Linked DNA regions of Homo sapiens: region 2 is linked to region 1. A link is a contact called in ENCODE Hi-C data. All regions are on one chromosome and are shown on one strand. The core of a region is the stretch at or near the end of the contact, and the rest is flanking DNA. Distances in the headings are between cores, read along the strand shown.

Region 1 (6,115 bases), core at 1,947-4,446:
CTGCCTTTTGTCTCAACTACTGAGGAGGCTGAGGCAGGAGGATTGCTTGAGTCCCGGAGGTCAAGGCTGCAGTGAGCCACGATAGCACTACTAAACTTCAGCCTGGGTGACAGAGAAAGATCTTGTCTCAAATAAATAAATAAATAACAAAAATTCACTCTAGACAATATGAGCTTGATATTTTGTATTATGATGTCAAGTAGGAGTGAATTTCAATTTAAAGAAAGTTCTGTCATATTTTTAGCTATATAAATTAAAAATAAGTTGAAAATCGAACATTCACACACTGTGTTCTTCAAAATTCTCATTTGCTGAGCCTCAAAAGCAGATATACTCATTTTAGCAATTTGCCAAGTAAATCTGAAAACACCTGAGACATTGAAACTCAAGGGGAAAATTCTTTTTCTCTTGAAATTTTAAGCAGCAATTTTATAATAAGGTTATATGTCATAATTGTGTCTGTATATATGAAGGTCTGTCATTAAGCCTTATAAACACGATTACATGATTTATTTTCATTGCCTCATTAAACTAGTAAATCCTAAGTACATAAATATGTGATAAAATAGTCTATGAAAACTACATGCAAAAGGCCCTCACGTTAGGAAAAGGAACTTGCAAAATAAAGAAACTCACAATTAAGAATTAAATCTCTAAAGTCTACACACAAAGCAAACCAGAGTTTTATGGAGATGATGACCTACCGTGCCTATGTACTAAAAAGTAAATTCTATTCTGTTCAGCCCTTGATAAATACACACAATTTCCATGTCAAGCTAACTCTAATTACGGACAAAGTCAATATGAGGTGCGTGCCCAAGAGCACAGAATAGCTAGTGGACATGAGGATTTTCTTGATTTTTTTTTTCCAGGGGACAAAACTTGAGTTTTTTTTGTTTTTTTTTTTTTTTTTTTTTTGAGACCCAGTCTCACTCTGTCGCCCAGACTGGAGTACAGTGGCGCGATCTCGGCTTACTGCAACCTCCCCCTCCCAGGTTCTAGTGATTCTCCTGCCTCAGCCTCCCGAGTAGCTGGGATTACAAGCACCCACCACCACACCCGGCTGATTTTTGTGTTTTTAGTAGAGATGAGGTTTCACCATGTTGGCCAGGCTAGTCTCAAACTCCTGACCTCAGGTGATCCACCCGCCTTGGCCTCCCAAAGTGCTGGGATTACAGGAGTGAGCCACCGTGCCAGGCCAAATCTTGAATTTGTGAGCCCCAAACAGGCCACTGCTTTGTGTGTATGTTTCTCCACATCTCTTTCCATTTAAAGTTATAGCAAGATGCTCTAAAAGAGTGGCTACATTGGCAAAAAGAAGCATCTGACTTCCTAAAAATGTGCAAAACATGTCAAAGTTAGAAACTTGCTACCTGACCTAGTCCGTCTCGCTGCGAGGAATCAAAGCTTCTATTTTCTGTGGTTCTCAAAAGCCTTTATCATATCCATATTTGCCTTAGTTTTCTGCCTTAGTTCATCTCTCTTTTTCACACCTTGACTTCTACAATATGTTATGCACCATCTGTATTCTTTCACCTAATTCTTTGTGATTCCTTTCAACTCAGTTTTTATTTACTTCGTGAGGGCAGAAACAGTTACATTTATTTCTCCCTATTCCCTGAACCAGATGCACAGTCTCTAGCATAGGGAAGGTGTTTCTGAAAGTGTTTATTGAATTGAATTGCTGAATGTGGCCCTCTAATCATCACTTCTCATTTCGTGTGTGTGTGTGTGTGTCCTCTGGGATTCCTTAATAAAATGGGTCTTAAAAATTACCCTTTCCTAACTCACTGCGAACTCCGACATGCCTTTCTTGCAAGTGGTCAACTTCTTCAGCTCTGCTGGGGCCTCAAAATGTCCTCAGTTCCTGTGTGTGGGTCTCTTGTACTTTTCTTTCCGCCATAATTTTTCACTGAGAAATTGCCTCTTGTCTTTGCTCACAAGTGACCTGAGTGGCTTCTGGGCCAACCTTGTTTTCTCCTGTGCCTACCATGAGTATGAACTGTTGAGAGACTAAAATCCCAATCTGCTATGGCCACGGAGGGTTTTAACAGTGATTCACAGGAAATGCCATGGACTCTAAGCTTCTGCTCAATGAGGGATGCATCTTGAGCCTTGGTCCTTGCTAGAAGTTATTCTTCCCACAGAAGGAGCAATGGAGACCCATCTTCTCTACAGCATAGGCGGGCTACCAGACCATCCACAAAGTAGAGGGAAACGACTCTTTACTAATAATTAACTGGCTGCAGATATTTTAAAGTGAGAAGGACAAATGCTCTTTAGCAATAAATTAGCATAGTCCCTGTTCTTTTTTTAAATAAAAAAATCACATATACTCTCTAATTATTTTCTCCAAATAATAAGTGCCTTAATCAGCTGGAATCCAGCCAGAGAAACAGAGCTCATATCAGCTCGATGGGGGGAATTTTATATGGGGTACTGGTTATAAAGGTGTTGGAACAGTTAACAAAAACAAAAACAAACAAACACATAAAAAATGGCAGGAAGGCAAATCAGAGATTTACAACAACAGGAAACCTCTAGGACTCGAAGGTCTGAGTTGAGGCCGTGGTGTTTTCAGAACCCAGATGCTGTCTGATGGCAAGTGAGGTCACAGAGGGCAGGCCTGCACCAAGGATCTGGGACTGCAAGGGAGATAGAAATGCCACCTGAAGCAGAAAGAGAGGGAAGAAATACCTTGGATTTTCTTCCTCCCTCTCTAAATTACCAGGCTCAGAACCCAGAGCTTTGCAATGATTGCAATACAAACTTCCGTGGGCTAAAAACCACATGAAATGCATTTCAAGATGCTTAGAAGCACCTGGACAATTTGAGAAGAAAATAAATCCCAACCAAATCAGAACAAACCCTCTAGTATTATCCACAACCATCCATGAGGGTTTTTTTGTTTTGTTTCAATTTGTTTTTTAACCACTCTTTTAATGAGGAATAAATAGAACTTGATAACAGAACCCCAGTATAGATTCATGTATGATTTCTTGCAATAATTCTATTTCATGATTTGCCCCATATAGTTCTCATTTCATAAGCACAGTCATTTCAGTTAATTTTTTTATTGTCTTCATAAAGTCCAACATCCACAGATTCTTCCAGGTATTGTCACAGATAGATATTTGAGTACAAGGTTGTTCCTTGTTGACCAGTACAGAAATAATATTGGTGCCCAACTTAGGCAAATAGGTTGTGACCTTTCTGGCATTTATTTTTGACTAGAAAAGCCACACGTTACACAGCCATGAGCACATTTCTCAGTTCCTCTTATCTTTTAGTGCAGGTCACCTGTCTGACATTTCATTCCATTAAACAAAACAAATGGAGATTTTTTTTTTAATCTCTTGAAAAATCTTATCCAAACCTTCATCAAACTATGAGACATTAGAAAGTTCTTATTCTCCTAGAGAGTACCTTAGGTCTTCCTCCAGTTCCCCTTTCCTTCTCTTACTCTTTTCTCCTTTTCCTTGAACATACTTCTCTCTTCATAACCAAGTTCCTATCTCGGGCTCCAATTATCTTCTATATCTTGACTCTTACTGTTTTCCCTCCAGAAACTTCCTTTTCTTTTCACTAATTAATTAGAAGGGAGTGTCCCCCCTTATCACCCATACCAATCCTACTGATCAGGAATCCTCCCTCTTCCCATCCCTGGGATCTCTACCCTACAAAGTTCTTGAAACTTACTCTTTTTACAGCACAGAGGGAAAAATATCTTGTCATTTGCACTGTCAGAGAAAAAGCTCTTTTTAAGTTTTTTGAGAAATATTGACAAATCAACTTGTTCATCATGTTCAATATTTGGAATAAGCAACCTCCATGGCTTTGTTTCAATCCTCATTTCATTTCATGAAATGGAACCTGTTCTCTTTGCAGACTCCCATAGTAAGTATCTTCCCCAAAGTACAAATCACAACAGCAAATCCAGGTTAAAGCAAGCTCTGTGGCAATGTGGAGCCTCAGACCAGACCCCAGACTCCTCCAAACCCCAAAACTGGTAGCCAAGGAAGAGGAATGCCCATGATTTCAGGGGCAGGGACCCTCTGCGGAGATTTCTCAGTCTCCTGTCTTAATGAGTTTAACTCCAGAGATGGGCAGCTCCAGGCTCCCCGCTGAGCGTAATTACCGTGATGGGGCACCTGGGGAGAGATTGTCACAAAGATAACTGGGTCTCAGGCTATTTAGCGCTTTACAGATGAGAGTAAGGTGGTGACTTGGAAAAATGGGGTCTGGTTCGGATAGGAAGACTGCTATGGTTCATTTTCCTCCCTCCTGTGGAAGCATACACTGTTGTGTTTTTAATTGATGTACGTGAGCCCAGGGCACAAAATGGACTCACGTGAGAAATCACAGGATACCAAGACTGGATGGGACTGGAGGGGTCATCTCGTCTACCCTCAGCCTCAAGGCAGGACTGCTTACAAGCTATCTTGGAAGGAGGGCCGACTGCCCTTTTCATCACTCCCTCCGGAGGACTGAACACAGCAGATAACCAAGGGCTACCTGGGCACCAGTGCACACTGCAAAGGACTATTTGTCTGGGTTTATTCTGGCTCTCCTTGCTTAAAAGCCATAGTCAGGGTCAGGATCAGGTCCCCAACACGGGCAGCTTAGAGCAGCACACCGAAATGTCAAAAATTCACCGGACAGCATGAATATACTGAAGAATACACAAAGAAAATATATTGAATCATCTTGTGCAAATTCACACCTCACCGAGGTGCTGAATGAGGAGAATGATCTCTTAACCACTGTCAAACTCTTCCTGTGAGTGCAGCAGGATGGGATAGGATTTCTGCTTTCCCCTAAGAAAAAGTTCATGGAGGACCTAAAACAGGGATTGGTGGAAGGGGGATTGGACAGCTGGTCCTGAGGCATCTAGATGCTGACATCCAGGCTCCTGCAGAAAGGCAGCACCTAACCATGCAGGTCAGGAGGAGGTAGGGGGTTTGGGAACTGCAGTCCCATTCTGGTTTTAGGAACTCCCTTGCCTGTATTAATGTAATAACATGGAGAGAGGTTGTGTTTAGGGCCCGATGTAGGCGAGCCACAGGGTGCGGGCTCCAGGAACTGGCAGAGAGAACTGTCCTATGGTGCTGGCCAGACTAGAGGACATCCGCCAAGAAGCCTGGGCACATTCCTATAATGCCAGGGCACAAGGGAAAGTTGTAGGGCAAATGGGCCCTGCTCCCTGCAAAGAACCGAAGTGGAGATTTCTCTCTAGACTGTCCACACCTGAAGCCACTGGATTTCACATGTCTCTGAAGCCTCTAGAGGAGATGAGGAACCCCTCATCTTGGCCAGAGGTTCACAAACTATGGCTCATGGGCCAAATCTAGCCTGTGGCCTGCTTTTGTACAGCCCAAAACGAAGAATGCTTTTATATTTTTAAAGAATTGAAAAGAAGAAGGATATGCACTACAGACCATATCTGGCCCACAAAGCCTACGTTATTTACTCTCTGGCCCTTTACAGAAAGAGTTTACCAACCCCCATCTAGGTCACTGATTCTCAAATTTCCATGTTCATAAAAACCACTTAGGGCACTTATTAAATCTGCAGATCACCCCGCCCGATATCTGAGTTAGTAGATCTTGGACTGGGCCTCCCATATCTGCATTCTAAGAACTACAGAAGCTAATTCTAATGTAGGTGAGCCTAAGATAACCTTAGCAACATTCCCTTTCGACTAATCACTAAGTCTGTATTTTATAATTTCTATGTGGCCTGCACTCTACTGAGTGTGGTGGGAGACACAATTTGTGGATGATAACTCCACTCCACTCCATCACACAATGCACGATCTTAGGTGGGGAGAGGAAAGTCCTTATATGAGTGATTACTCAGGGCCAAATGGCTTGGGGCCAATTCCACATCAACTGAGAGTTTGGGTGCAGGGCCACTGAAGCTGCCCTGAAGGCAACTGGTGCAGAACGGGGTGTTTGAGAAAGAGTAGGCAAGTTTGGGATATGCAGAAGGTTTCACAGACGTTTGCAAAGGCACAGAGCAGGAAGGGGCTTTGGGGACGATAGCTATGGAGGTACAGCCAGAGAGCAGAATGGCCTGACTGTGGAGCACTGTCTGGAGGGCAGCACTGCTGGGC
Region 2 (6,115 bases), core at 1,955-4,454, 430 kb before region 1:
CAGTCTGGTCTCCAACTCCTGAGCTCAAGTGATCCGCCCACCTTGGCCTCCCAAAGCGTTGGGATTACAGGCATGAGCCACTGCGCCCGGCCTCTCATTACACATTTTAAGTCGTTATCTTTAGCCATGGGGTGACTTCCTTCTTGGTCACTGAGGCAGCATGTGCATGTTGGGGTGACGTTTACTGTTTCTATAAGTTGTACCAAAACATCTACTTAACCTTTTACATTTGTGCCATTCCTTCACATAAAGACATATGGTACCCCTTCCCCATCAAATCTTTATCTTACCCCACATATTTTATATTATTTAAATTGGGTCATCTGTTACACTCAAATTTTTGCTTTTATGAAACTCTGTCTTTGATAATATAATAGATGCTAATGGGGGAAATAATGTATGTTTTGGTGAAAATTGTTCTAAGGTCAAATTTTCAGGATTGATCTATTTCATGATGTAGGCATTATTTATAATTCACAAAATAAGCCTATTTCTCTTTTTTTAGACAGACTCTCACTCTGTCACCCAGGCTGGAGTGCAGTGGTTCGACCTTGGCTCAATGCAACCTCCACCTCCCAGGTTCAAGTGATTCTCCTGCCTCCGCCTCCTGAGTAGCTGGGATTACAGGCACGTGCCACCACGCCCAGCTAATTTTTGTATTTTTAGTAAAGACAGGGTTTCACCATGTTGGCCAGGCTGGTCTCGAATTCCTGACCTCAGGTGATCCACCCACAGTGGCCTCCCAAAGTGCTGGGATTACCGGCGTGAGCCACCATGCCCAGCTTGGCTTTTTAGATTTATTAAAAATTGCAACTGACTAGGGACAGTCCCAGATAGTGTTAATAGAGTTAATACGTTCATTCCATCTCTATCAATATGTGTTTTGTATACTAAAATCTTATGAGATTTTGTTCTGTAACTTGGGAAAGAGAAAGAAAAATATTTTGGAGAAGAAAATCGGGGAATAAAAGTGGGGAAAAAGGAGCTGGGAAGAAAGAGGAAGAAAAAGAAAGCAGTGTATAATGTAATTATCTTCCTGGCTTATATTTGAACTCCTCTGGATAGAGGAATGATGACCAGAAGTTATGAATTATTTTATAAACACAAAAGTTGATAAAACCTTTCAAAAGACACTTTGTGATTCTCTTGGCATAACAGAGCTGCCTTAGTGACCAGATGTCACAATGTGATACAGAGCCAGAGAGGAAGTCATTTTTGTCCATGATGCAAGGAACCCAGCATTTTGACAACCCAGATGGAATGTGGAGCTCCCATGGAAGAAACGTGTCATCTGGAGGCCTGCATAACCACTGCATTCTCCAGATGGGCACTGGAAGCGCTGAGGCTTCCCACCCAGAAGGTCCACGTGGTGGACAAGGGCAAGTGACAACCAGAGCCACGACTCAAAAGAGGGTGGCTGCTTCAGGCTGATTTCCTTTGACAGACTGGTTTATGGACGTGTGCAAGGGCCTCTCTTTGGGAACTGTCAGAAATGACAGGAGAGATACAAGAAGGTCAACGTCTGGAAATCCGACAAAATGGGCTTAATTCATTGTAATTTTGTTTGCTTTTAAAAAATTAAATCTCTGTCTATATGTGTATATATACATATTTTAAATACATATATATTTAAATACATATATCTGTATTTTAAATACATATATCTGTATTTTAAATACATGTATATTTAAATACATATATCTGTATTTTAAATACATGTATATTTAAAATACATATATCTGTATTTTAAATACATGTATATTTAAATACATATATCTGTATTTTAAATACATGTATATTTAAGTACATATATGTTTTTATATATACGTATATTAAAATACATATATGTATTTATATACATATAAAAACATATATGTATTTATATATACGTATATTAAATTACATATATGTATTTATATATACATATATTAATACATATATGTATTTATATATACATATATTAATACATATATGTATTTTATATATACATATATTTATTTATTTAAATACATATATGTATTTTATATATACATATATGTATTTTATATATACATATATGTATTTATTTAAATACATATATTTACATACATTTATGTATTTTAAATACCTCATTAGGTATTTAAAATGCATACAAATATAAAATAAATATAGGTATTTGAAATATATATAAAAATATAAAAAACATATAGGTATCTTAAATACCTAATGAGGTCTGGGATATCTGGGCAATGTCTATTAGCTTAACTAACAGCGTCAGTGATAACCCTTATTACCCATGGTAAGAAGCAAGCGGGTATAACATGGATAATTAGTACGTCCAGAGGAAATGGAGAGGGCATAGAACCCACTCGAGCTTCTATATTCCAATTACTTCCGGGATTGCGTGGATAAATAACATGGCTGTAAACAGGGGAGAGGGGATGAGAATAGTTTAAAACCCATGCATGTAGCTTGACTGATTGGTTCTAGAAGTTACCAGGGCATTGATCAGGGTTAGCGGGGCGCTTGGCTGATTCCTTCTGCAAAGCACATGCTAGTTTTCACACTTGCATGTGAAACGTCTAAAGCCATATCAGAACTGAGACAGGAAATGAAAGGTGATAAAACCACAGCCCCCCACTCCAGCTCCGCTCTGCACAGCTGCTCTGCTTCTTCACACAGGCCGACTTCAATGGAAGCTCGATGCATGCAGAACTGCCCAGGGACCTGGCCTCTTCACCTCATCACATTTTGAGGTGGGCAACACCAGCTTTTGAATCAGGAAGCAATTTGAAAATCAGTCATGTTTGGATCCCTCAGGCCTGGTTTCATCTGATTAATAAGCTCTGCTTTCAAAGCTCCCCCTGGACAGTCTCCCTCCCCAAACCCACTCTCCAAGTGTCTGCAAGCCGACTCCTCGGCTCCCTTTTGAGCAGGTCCAGCAATAGGAATCGGGCAGCCTTACCCAGAAGGACTAGCCCAGCATCGGCTGACCTTGCCAGGAGGAATTTCTCTCTCCAGCTTGAATTTCCTTCCTGCCTAACTTTAGGCCTTTACTGGGGACCACGCTCCCCTTTGACCACCCGGAATAAATCTCCCCTGCATCCCTGACAGCTGCTGATTTGGCTTCTTTCTTATTTTTTTTTTTAATTGAAAGTAAACCTTCAAAGTGGCCCAGCCACCTGAGAAGCTCGGCTGAGCGTGGCAGCTGGGCAGTGAACCTGAAACAGCGGCGCGGCGTTTCACCGGGTCCCCTCCCGCTCAGGGCAGAAATCATGGGGTTTTGTGGGCTGCCAGGGCCGCTTAGCTTTCAATTTAGCTTTTGCATTAGAAAAAGGGAATATGGACATGGGTCAAATGATTGTGGAGTGATTTTGAAAGTAGCTGTGTAACAGGCGAGAGATGGGGGCAGGGGGAGGTTTGATTTGCAGGCAGAATGCAAGTTTATTTATAAGAGAAATCTAGGGGTGTCTTTGTGCTTTCCTGTTAGACTCTTGGAAGCACTTTGAAGAAGGAAATAAAATTTAAAAAACATATTCAAATTTAACAATCAGTCTTGAACACCGGGAAGCGACAATGTACAGGATGGCACAGAGAGGGTCAAGATTGCTAGAATTTTCTTTTAGGGTCTTCTCCTTGTTACCTTGTTATTTTAAGCTGGTCACTTCAACTCTCTATATCTTCCCCCAAACACATTTTATTTTTGTTTTGGAAAGTTTTAAATATTCAGAAAAGTTGAAAAAATAATATAACAAGTTCATATCCACCACCTAGATTCAACAATGGTTAACATTTTTTTCCATATTTGTTTTGTTGTTTTGTTTTTATCTTTATGTGTACACACACACAGACCCCCCCCCCCCGCCCACACACAGACACATTTGCTGAAACATTAGAAAGTAAGTTACAGGCAGCATGACAATTTATCCCTAATTAAATACCCGAGCATGCATTTCCTAATACTAACATTCTCCTAAATAACCCCAATACAATGATCACACCTAAGATAATGAAAAAGAATTCCCTAATAACATCTAATATCCAGGCCATATTAAAACTTCTCCAAGTGATTCAAAACTGTCTCTGATAAGTGTTTTTTGTTTTGAACCAGGAGCCAATCAAGTTTCACCCGTTACATTTGGTTGTTGTCTTTTTAATCTCTTGCTCTCTCATCTCTCATTGAGGCAGAACCTACATACAAGTGTATAACCTTAAACCTGTACCTTGATCAATTTTTACATACTTATGTAAAAATTGTGACCCCTATATGACCACCAACCAGGTTGATATATGGAATATTTTTATTGCCCCTGAAGGTTGCCCCAAGCTGTTTCTCTGTCAATATGACCTCTTCCCCATCCCCTAGAAGGGGCAAGGGTATGAAACAACTGAACCTCCCAGATCCTTTGGCTGAAAGTGCAAATTGGTTGAACCACTTAGGAAAATTGTTGGCAGTATTTAAAACCCTTCAATAGATACTGATTCTATGAACCAGTAATTCGTCTCCTAAGTCTACACCACAGAGTTGCATATGCCATCAAAGACCCGTGCAAGAATGCTTACAACAGCTTTATTCACAATGTCCCCAAGTTGGAAATGTCACAGATATCCATCAACAATAAAATAGATAACTGAATTGTGGCATATGTATATACAAAGAAATGCTACACAGTAACAAAAGGAAAGAGATACTGCATCTTGCAATAGCATAGATGAATCTCAGACATGTTGAGTGAAAGAAGCTTGATACAAGAGCACAGGCTGTATGAATCCTTGTAGATGAAAGCCAAAAAGAGGCATAAACTATCATCGACTGTGACTGAAGTCTTTAGAGTCCTTTAATTAATAATCATCATGTTTTTTTTTCTCCCCCACGATATTTTCTCTTTGGAGAAAGTAGATGAGTTGTTTTGTAGAATATGTTACATTCTGGATTTGTCTGATTATTTTCTCATTGAACTTGACCCTTCACAACTGGGGACCCATGAGAGAATTGAGGTGTGTTGTCCTAAGGCACTCATTTTAGGTCGTGAATTAACTTCTATCCCATGCAACTAGAATAGTAGTAGTTATGTTCCATTCTTAGGAGAACTGACAATCATCACTCAACTCATATTCTGTGGATCCATGGTTCAGTTGAGGAACTAGCTGAGAAAGGCTTACTGAAAGATATTAAGGCTCAATTAGAGTCAAGTCATTTTGGGCAAGATTATTTTACAGTTGGTACCATTTACTTCCTACTGTATCATGCTGGGAGGCATTTAACATCAGGTTGTTACACCATTAGTGATGTGGTTGTGAGTTTGATTGTTTGGTTAAGGTGGTGACCACCTCAACCGCTTCATTGTAAAGAATGTTCTCCTTGGTCTCCATGGTTTAACAACCTTATTTGTCAACATGCAGTACTCATAGGCCAGTATCTCCCACTTGATGGAATGGTTTATTCTCAGCAAATTTAGCTACGAGGTAAAATTCTTCAAAGAAAATTGTTATTTCACCTACAAGAGCTTCACTCTAAAGTAGGAGCTTCATACCATAAACACACAACTGTAATAACACATTTGTAATCTTTAAGATTTTTAGATAACATCAAATGAATTCACTTCTTACTTGAGATAATCTGATAAACATCATTCATGACATTAAAACTGATCTAGGACATATGATTTTGCATTTATATACATTTGGTGGTGGTAAGTATTATGATAAAAATAGTGTTTAAATCATTGGCAGAAACTAAATTAAGGATTTCATGAATATACGTAGATCTTGGAGCTGGAAGAGATGTGTTTCAAAGCATTCTACAGTAGAAAAAATAACTCTTAAGAACTCACTCTTGTACTCTAACTTAAAGGAGGGAAAGTGGTTTAAGCATGATTATCAACAGATTTCATGCGAAGAAAATCATTTAAAGTGACTTAGATGGACTTTAGTGCATAATAATCACACCAATCCAGAAATTTCATGAAGAAAACGAAGGGTCACATCTCTGAGCAATCATAGCCAACCTATTCCAAGTCTTGACATCCTTGAGGCAGATTAAAGATGGACACAAATTGGTTGACAATCTTTCTTTCAAGAGATTGGGTCCATGTCTCCTTTCCCGGGAGATTGGTAGGCCCTGTAGCTGCTTTGA

The links. A loop is a pair of places that touch in the nucleus more often than their neighbours do. Pooled maps may share reads with other maps.
Region 2: a loop to region 1 is called in a map of OCI-LY7, with 7 times the contacts of the local background. The contact joins two enhancer-like sites. A Hi-C loop is called at or near these places in 1 of 168 maps with a recorded cell type or tissue (OCI-LY7), 4 of 37 single-sample maps with no recorded cell type and 5 of 50 pooled maps.

Annotation. Positions count from the first base shown.
Region 1 is chr18:24,920,100-24,926,214 of GRCh38, forward strand. No RefSeq gene overlaps it. Among named protein-coding and RNA genes, the nearest start is that of LINC01894, 65 kb to the right of the region's middle. RefSeq lists an enhancer at 3,801-4,486. Within about 2 kb of position 3,197, at least 2 of the 41 ENCODE cell types and tissues checked have a DNase peak (open chromatin) inside an H3K27ac peak, as active enhancers do; they include OCI-LY7, where a contact is called at or near this core.
Region 2 is chr18:24,489,492-24,495,606 of GRCh38, forward strand. No RefSeq gene overlaps it. Among named protein-coding and RNA genes, the nearest start is that of HRH4, 32 kb to the left of the region's middle. RefSeq lists a silencer at 2,490-2,549 and an enhancer at 2,730-2,899. Within about 2 kb of position 3,205, at least 2 of the 41 ENCODE cell types and tissues checked have a DNase peak (open chromatin) inside an H3K27ac peak, as active enhancers do; they include OCI-LY7, where a contact is called at or near this core.